Regions from separate parts of the Homo sapiens genome. Here region 2 is linked to region 1. Evidence: read pairs that join two places in POLR2A ChIA-PET (ENCODE). Cell type or tissue: A673. All regions are shown on one strand. Links, peaks and the distances in the headings refer to the core of each region. The heading gives the core; the rest is flanking DNA. Region 1 has its middle 6.0 kb from the start of TTLL11. Region 2 overlaps RABGAP1 (RAB GTPase activating protein 1).

What was found. Peaks named below come from ENCODE experiments on the same cell type or tissue, not always from the same donor. Only the 100,000 strongest peaks of a DNase experiment are listed, where the experiment ranks them.
Region 2: POLR2A ChIA-PET joins it to region 1 with 14 read pairs; 2 of 35 experiments call an interaction of 5 or more read pairs at or near these places.

The regions. Positions count from the first base shown.
Region 1 is chr9:122,097,145-122,101,542 of GRCh38, forward strand. No RefSeq gene overlaps it. Among named protein-coding and RNA genes, the nearest start is that of TTLL11, 6.0 kb to the left of the region's middle. In A673, for the core only: a CTCF peak has its summit at 2,318 (motif pointing right); a DNase peak (open chromatin) is centred at 2,347.
Region 2 is chr9:122,947,059-122,951,456 of GRCh38, forward strand. All of the region lies in intron 1 of RABGAP1 (RAB GTPase activating protein 1), which reads left to right. Among named protein-coding and RNA genes, the nearest start is that of RABGAP1, 8.2 kb to the left of the region's middle. In A673, for the core only: no CTCF peak of the experiment used is centred there; no DNase peak of the experiment used is centred there; H3K4me3 peaks cover 480 bases; H3K27ac peaks cover 686 bases.

The DNA.
Region 1 (4,398 bases), core at 240-4,239:
AAGAGCTATGGATAGGGCTGCTGCAGTCATGCAAGAGGCCTTGCGGGCGTTGAAATCCAATGTGTGCAAAGCCTCACCCATCATGGCTTTGGCCATGGGATGGGGGTGCTTTTGCCCATTGGCTTAAAGACTCCCAGGGCTCATGGAGGCCCTGTACTGAGAGGGAAGATGAAGAAAAGGTGAAGCAAGATTTAAGAAGGGGATAATCATCTGCTTCTTCAAGAGGGCAGGGAGCAGACTGGACCAGTTGAAATACAAGCCTCTGAGCAAGGGAGAAAAGAAAGGAAACAAGGCCCACTTGAGCCCGACTGTCAGGTCTTTGAATACCATGGCACCCTTGACTTCTCAGGAAATTCTAAAATGTGTTAGTGGAAAATCCAAACCCACATGAGACTTCTTCAAGAAAAGCTTTAGCTGTGTCTGCTAAGAAGCAAAAGCAGGTTAGATTTCAGGACTAGGATTACTTCCAAAAAATACACAAATGTGAAAATAAAGTTCTCCGGGAGTTCTCTCCTTTTCCTTCCCAGCACTCACCATAGTTTACAGTTGGAGTGTTACTTGTTTGTTTACTTGTTATAGCCTGTCTTGCCAGCCAGAGTCTGGGTGCCAGAATATAAAGGGTGTGTTGTTCTTGCTGACCACAATATCCTAGTGCCTAGTTCAGTGCCTGGCACAGAGTAGGCATTCTGGAACTGTTGAATGAATGAATGAATGAATGAATGAATGAATGAATGAAAAATTAGACTGCCCAGATAGTCAACAATTAAAAAATGGTTAAGTGAATGATAGCAAACGCTGTCAATGACAGCTTCAGCCGCTTAGGAAAATGTTGATGATGTAACATTAAGGGAACTGGTGCAAGCATTGCAATTACAATGCTTAAAAAGTGCTCTGCGTAAACAGGGCCTGGAAGAATATAGAGACAAATGAGAACAGCTGTGGTGCCGGAGACACGAGATCTTGCTTAAAATTTTCCACTCAGTTTTGGCAAACCGTAACAACCTTGTGGCTCTTCATATCCTTGAACCTTGAAATCAATCTCATTTCTAGAGACTGCTGATAAGAGTCGGAAAGACAAAGCTTTAGGTAGTAATCTGTTACTGGTGAGTAACCTCTCTGCGACAGGCACTGTCCTAAGCATTTTGCATACATCATGTCATTTAATCTGTAAACCAGCTCTGGGATGGGTCCCATTGTTAATCACATTTTACAGATGGTGAAGGAAATGGCTACTACTCCGAGAAGAGAAGGCGCTTGCCCAAGTCACAGCTAGTAAAGGCAAAGACAGGATTCAAACTCAGAGTGGTCTGACACCAGCACCAGCTCCCAACACCCACACTTATTCACACACCAAGACTTTGTCCACAAAAATACTCAACATACATTTAAACACCAGCGAGTTTAATCCTCAGCTCTGTGAAAATTATATGCAGGGAAAAACACTGGAGGCAGATATGCCAAAATATTAGTAGTGGTTATTCTGGGTGATGGAATTAAGGGTGACTTATTTTCTTCTTTATTCTTTTCTATAATTTCCACATTTTCTACAATGAGCACGCGTTGCCTTAATAACTGGAAAATCAATGTACTTTTAAATTAAAATTTTACCTTAGTTGTTATTTCTCAATGCTCAGAGTGTTCTTTCTCTAATAGAAGTCTGACCATGTCAGTCCTCTGTTTAAAACCCTCCTGGGGACCCCTGAAGCTATATGGGAAAGAGCTTGTTTTGTTTTTGTTTTTGAGACAGGGTCTCACCCTGTTGCCTAGGCTGGAGTGCAGTGACACGATCTCCACTTACTGCAACCTCTGCCTTCTGGGTTCAAGCGATTCTCATGCTTCAGTCTCCCGAGTAGCTGGGACTACAGGCACTCCCCACCACACGGGTTAATTTTTGTACTTTTAATAGAGACAGGGCTTCGCCATGTTGGCCAGGTTGGTCTCAAACTCCTGACCTCAAATGATCCACCCATCTCGACCTCCCAAAGTGCTAGGATTACAGGCGTGAGACACTGCGATCGGCCGGGAAGGGGCTTGTTTTGACACTGACCTCACCATGTCTTCACCACTCCCATCCCATCCACATCCCAACACCTTGTCTCTTTCCCCCAGATGGACTTGCTGTAAAATGGACTTTTACAGCTGTCAAAGTCAATTGACTTTTTAAATTTTTAAATTGACGTTAACAGCTGTAAAAGTCCATTTTACAGCAAATCCATTTGTGGGGAAAGAGACAGGAGGAACAAATGGTCCAGGAGAGAAGGGTGTGGGGAACTTTTGCCCCAGCTGGTTGTTTCTGCCCTATTAGTATCAGAGGTCGCCACCAGGTGGCGCCCGAGGTCCAGTTTTTAAGAGGGAGAAGGCTGAAGCGCCTCTGAATCGCGAGCTCTGCCCAGCTAAGCTTGCAAACACACACATTTTTGCACCTCTGGGCTTTTGCCACTATTGCTCTCTCTGCTGGGTGCACCCTCCCTCACAGCTCACCTGACCCAATCCGCTCAGTTTATCCTTCAGGCCCAGCTACAAAATCTCCTTTTCTTAGGGTATGGCTGAGCTCCCGGGGGCATCCAGTTCCCGGAAGGCGGCGTGGCCGATCTTAATGAATGAGCAAAAGGCGTCATGTTCAGTTTCAGGTTAACTTTTTCTCTAATAGGTTGTTTCTTTCTTATTGTCAGTAGTAGCCATTGTTCATGGAGCACATCTGTATGTCGAGCCTCGTTGTGTATTTGGGCATTTAACTGAACATTATTTTCCCCACAGCACAGTTTAGCCTGGAGGCTGAGCACGAGTTGAGTTCTGAAGCTGACAGCCTGGGTTCAAGTCTTATCTCTCCCACTTTCTGGCTGATTATACTTAGATAGGTTACCTGGCTCTTCTGTGATTCTTTCCTCACTGTGAAAAGGTGAAAATGATAGTACCTACCTCCCGGTGTTCCTGTTACTTTGAGGATTAAGTTAGCCACCACATGGAAAAGCATTTAGAACAGAAACGGCCGGCATATACCAAACCCTCAAGTAACCTGTTGATCTCTGTTATGCCCCTATGTCCCTCTTGGCTTTATGATTCTCTAGAAAGCAGTGACATCCCCTCCTCTTGGATCTGCTTTTATGACCTCTCCACCCCATGCTAGGCTGCATTTCCCCATCCCCACAGACCAGGAGTTTCTGGAGGACTGGGCTGTGGTTGATTCAGTCCCCTGGGCCCCCAGCACAGGGCCCAGCACAGAGTAAATGGCACTTATGGAATTGGATTATGAATTATTTAGCCTGGGCATTGTTGCCTTAGGTTTTACAGTTCTGTATCTACAGGTATGTCAAGGGATATAGGGGTGAAAGAGGAAATTACCGAAACAAAACAGTTTTGACATTTTTATTGGAGGGTAATATACACACAGAAAACTTCGATGGATTTTCATAAACTGAAAAGACCGAAGAAACCAACACCCAGATCAAAAATCAGAACATCCCCAGCACCCTGGAAGCCCCACCCTAGGGTAATTGCTTTCCTGACTTCTAATAGCATGGATTAGTTTTGTTTAAAATAAGATACATTTTAACTGATTCCAAGTTTTAAGAACCCACGTCATACATTATGTGCTTAGGTGGAGAGGCATAAGGCCAGAGGCTATTTTCAAACACAACAGCAGACAGTGGGACCCACAGTGACCAACAGCCCACTGGGGTGGGGCCCTGCTTCATGGCTTGCAAAATGCCATATGATATCTGTGCACCGAGTACCCCTTTCCACTTCTGCACACCCATGTGTCCATGCTGTGCGTGGAAGTCAAGGAGGGACGTCCCAGAAGAGGGGACAGGGACAAGAGCAGGGCGCCTGGCAGAACCGATCACTCAGGGAAAGGCCCTGACAGGTGAACTAGGGAACGTAAGGGGGTGCTGGGTGTGGGCAGGAGGGGTGTGGTAAAGACATGCAGAGGCTGGCAAGCTCAGGGTCAGAACAAGCCCCTTCACTGCCGGCACAGTGGCTCACACCTATAATCCCAGCACTTTGGGAGGCCGAGACAGGCAGATCACTTGAGGTCAGGAGTTCGAGACCAGCCTGGCCAACATGGCGAAATCCCATCTCTACTAAAAGTACAAAAATTAGCCAGCGTGGTGGTACATGTCTGTAGTCGCAGCTACTCAGTAGACTGAGGCATAAGACTTGCTTGAACCCAGAAGGCAGAGGTTGCAGTAAGTGGAGATCGTGCCACTGCATTCCAGCCTGGGTGACAGAGATCGTGCCACTGCACTCCAGCCTGGTGACAAAAACAAAACAAGCTCCTTCCCATAGCTTCAGGGGTCCCTAGGAGGGTTTTTAGCAGAGGACTGACTGGTCAGATTTCTATTTCAGAAATAAAGCTCTGCACGTTGAGAAATAAAAGTAAGTTAACATTTATTGTCC
Region 2 (4,398 bases), core at 315-4,314, 850 kb after region 1:
CACCTGATATCCCCCCTAAAGACCCTATAAAGTTATAATTATTTTGAAACTTACTTTTATTGAAGGATAAATGTGGCATACATACATTGAAATATTATTCAGCCTTAGGGAAATTGTGACACATGCTACAATATGAATAAACCTTGAAGACTTATACTAAATGAAATAAACCAGTTATGAAATGATAAATATTGTGTAATTCCACTGCTTATATGATACACCTAGAGTAGTCAATTTCTTAGAGATGGAAAGTAGAATAGTGGTTTTTGGAGGAGGAAGAGAATAGGGAATTAGTGTTAATGGGCACAGAGTTAAGAAAGGAAATGTTCCAAGGATAGATGATGGTGATGGTTGCATGACAATGTAAATGTATTTAATGACACAAAATTGTACACTTCCGTGGCTAAGATGGTAATGTTTGTGTTATTACTTAATCACAATGCAAAAAGATTACAACTTATAAAAAAGATGTTTTAAAGTTTTATTTTGTTTTACAATTTCCTGTATTTGTTTAATTCCGATATCTTTTTTAGTTAATGTAGAATTGAACTAAAAGTGATTTAATAGTTTAAAGAAGTAAATTGTCACAGTTACGGTAGGCTCAAATTTGCCTAAGCGTGAGTTTTAGATAAGCTAGTTTTTCTTGCCTTTAAGTGCAGGTAGGCCCAAGATGATTGTTTTGATTCTTTTGGTTTTGGTTTTGGTTTTTTAACGTAACCTGAAATTAATCAGAAAGCTTAAATTATTATGATTCTCTTAGCTCACTAAAATAATTCAAAGAAATAGTCTCAAAATTCAGAGTCAGAATGAAAACAAAGACATCTATTGTTTAGCAGTTAGTAGTGGTGGAAAGGAATTTATTTTTATAAAGAAGGGATGGTGTTCCATTGAGTTTTGTTTGATTTGTCCCACCCTTTCCAGGGATAGGCTGTGTGAAATTCATGTGAAAACCAGTGCAGTGAAACAAAGTTCAGAGCCAGGAAAACACACACACACACACACACACACACACACACACACACACAAACTGAAACTAATGCAATGTGATTTTTTATAGCTTCTTTGTACCCTGCTTGTTTAATTTTAAAGAGCTACAAACCCACAGGAATTATCCTGCTACAGCATCTTTCAGACTTGATTCTTTTGTTGCATCCTGTCTTGTTCTTTTTCTAAACAGAGAGTAAACTCACCAGATTTGTGTTTTAGAAGGGTACAACTGGGAGCAGCATAGAGGATGGATTGGAATTGGGAGAGGATGGAGATAGGGACATCGAGAGGGAGAGAGATGCAATCCAGAAAAGAACAGAGACACCTAGATACTTGGGTTTGGATCAAGTTCCACAATTTTCTCTCTGAACTTAAGCGAGTTACTCAGCCTGCCCAAGCCTTAGTTTGTCTGTCATATGAACTTAATACCCATCTGGCAAGGTGTGAAGATTAGTAATAATGCAAGTAAAACTTGTTCGTACCATGTTGGGCATATAATTGACACTCAAGAAGTAATAAGTATTGTTTTCTCTTTTGATTTAGCAAGATGATTTAGTCATCTTGCTTAAGATTCCCTAAAGCTGTACCCATTTTTTCACTGGTTGAGCAACAAAAATGATGGGGATTGGGAGGGAAGTGGTTAGTGTTTGGTCCAAAGGGAACCCAAGGTATATTTTTTGTGACTGTGTTAACTGTTTTTTGATCATGACAGTTGGGGATTTGATGAAGAGTTTAGTCTTCATCCATGTCCACATCCCCAGTACATGCATGTAGAGTAGCATGTTTGTCATTTGTTTTCCTCATATTACTTAGACCCTACTAGTTAAACAGCCATGAAGTATATTCAACCAACCAAATTTATTGAACACTGCCCGTAAGTAAGGAAATGAAATTACTACGAGTAAAACATAAGACCCCTGTCCACAAGTAGTTTGGGGGACTCTTTGTGCCCGTTATACTCCCAGCATTTGACATGGTGGTTTATACTCAGTAATTGCTTCTGGAATGAATGGATTGATCAATATAGCGGAGTAGAAAAGAAGCGTTGGGCTAGGTGCGGTGGCTCACGCTTGTAATCCCAGCACTTGGGGAGGCTGAGGCAGGTGGATCATTTGAGGTCAGGAGTTTGAGACCAGCTTGGTCAACATGGTGAAACTTCATCTCTACTAAAAATACAAAAATTACGGCTGGCTGCGGTGGCTCACACCTGTAATCCCAGCACTTTGGGAGGCCTAGGTGGGTGGATTACCCGAGGTCAGGAGTTTGAGACCAGCCTGGCCAACATGGCGAAACCCCGTCTGTGCTAAAAATATAAAAATTAGCCAGGCGTGGTGGCGGGCACCTGTAATTCCCAGCTACTTGGGAGCCTGAGGCAGGAAAATCGCTTGAACCTGGGAGGCGGAGGTTACAGTGAGCTGAGATCATGCCATTGCACTCCAACCTGGGCAACAAGAGTGAAACTCCATCTCAAAAACAACAATAACAAAACAAAAACAAAAATTAGCTGGGCGTGGTGGTGCATGCCTGTAATCCCAGCTATTCAGGAGGCTGAGGCAGGAGAATCGCTTGAACTCTGGAGGCAGAGGTTGCAGTGAGCCAAGATCATACCACTGCATCCAGCCTGGGTGACAAAGCAAGACTCTGTCTCAAAAAAAAAAAAAAAAAAGGAAAAAAAAAAAGTGTTGATATTATTTTACTGTGTGGTAAATGCTATAATTCTGTGATGAACTAAAAAACAAAAAGCCTGAGGAGCCCTAGAAGACAATAACACTGCAGAAGGGAAAGGGGGAGGTTGAATACTTGATTGTATCCACTAGGTTGCTGTTGGTGGAGAAAGGCTGATTGCGGAAACAAAAACACATTCCCAGCTGAGCAAGCAGCATATGAAAAGGCTTGAAAGCATTAAAATGCATGACATATTTGTGTATATAGTATGGTGTGACAGAAGAAGATAAGACTAGAATGGAAATTGGCTCCAGATTTTGAAGAACTAAATAATACAAGGATTTTGGATTTTATTGTATTTTCAGTCAGGAGCAATAAATAGTTTTGAGGAAAGGGGAGGTATGGGATATATGATCAGATCTAAGTTTTAGAAATTAACTTTGGGGGCTAAATAATCAATGACTAGGAAGAGTCTAGAATGAAACACTTGTTATAGCCAGGTTGAAAGAGAATAAAATACAAGTCAATGACATGAGGGATAGTGAAGAAGGAATATATTTGGGATATGTTTTAGAACTAAAATCCATTATTCCAAGGGAGGGTGAGAAAAGGAGGAGTCAAGATTTGTTTTGGTTTGGTGTCTTTTTTTTCTTTTTCTTTTTCTTTCTTTTTTTTTTTTTTTTTTTTTTGATGTTGTTTTGAATCTGTGGCTGTTAACCAGGATAGAGAATCTAGAAAGAAGAATCTGCTGACGCGTGGGGATTAAATGGTTTAGTTTTGCAAGGAATTGGTTTTGAGATGACCATAGGACGCATATAGTAGAGCCCTGCTGTGTATTCTCATAACACCCTTTACACACCTCTGTTATAACAAGCACTATATTATAATTACCTGTTTACTGGTCTGTTTTCTCTACCACTGTAAGCCTGTCAAAGGTAAGGAGTGTCTTTTATTCCTCACCATAATTCTATACCTGGTGTCTGGCACATATCAGACTCTTTGATACTGAATAGAAGAAAAAGAAAATATAACACAAATACCCATGTGGAATTCAAGAGAAAAGACAGTGCTAGTGTTATCAGCATACAATAGAAAGCTGTAACCATGTTAGCTAATGAGATAGCCAGTGAAAAGAAGGACGATGATGTGATTTTAAAAATAGAAGAAAAGGAACCTAAATCAGAACTAAGAAAAGATAGTGGTAGGAAATGGATGCAAAAGGATAAGAGTTTCAGAATAAGAAAATGGCCAGCATTTTCATTTACTTCAGCAGGTGGAAGTAAGAAATAATTCTTTGGGTTGTGAAATTTTGTAGTATTGATGGTTTTTAAGGGGTTCAGTGAAAGTGAGAAGTAACGGGGTGGTATTTTTGAGAGGGACTGTTTAGAACAGTGGGGAGTTCCATTGAAGTGGTAGAGGTGGAGGCATTAATACTACTCTTTCAAGAAGAAAATCTCAAGAAAACCAAAGAAATAAAGGTTAACCAAGCTTTGGATGAGGCACTAGCACATTTTGTCTCAAGCATGTCAGGTTCAATTATTAGTATCACCCACACCTCTTATTAAGCTAGGTAGGTCACTTACTGGGAGGTGGTTTTGCCTCTGCTAATTGCACATTAGCAAATCCATGCCACTGCATGTCACTGTTACTTCTCAGATGTTAGTTAACTAGAAACAATACAAATATCTGATAGTACTCTGTCTCAAAAAAAAAAAAAGTTGAAGTTTTTAAAAAAGTAAACACTGA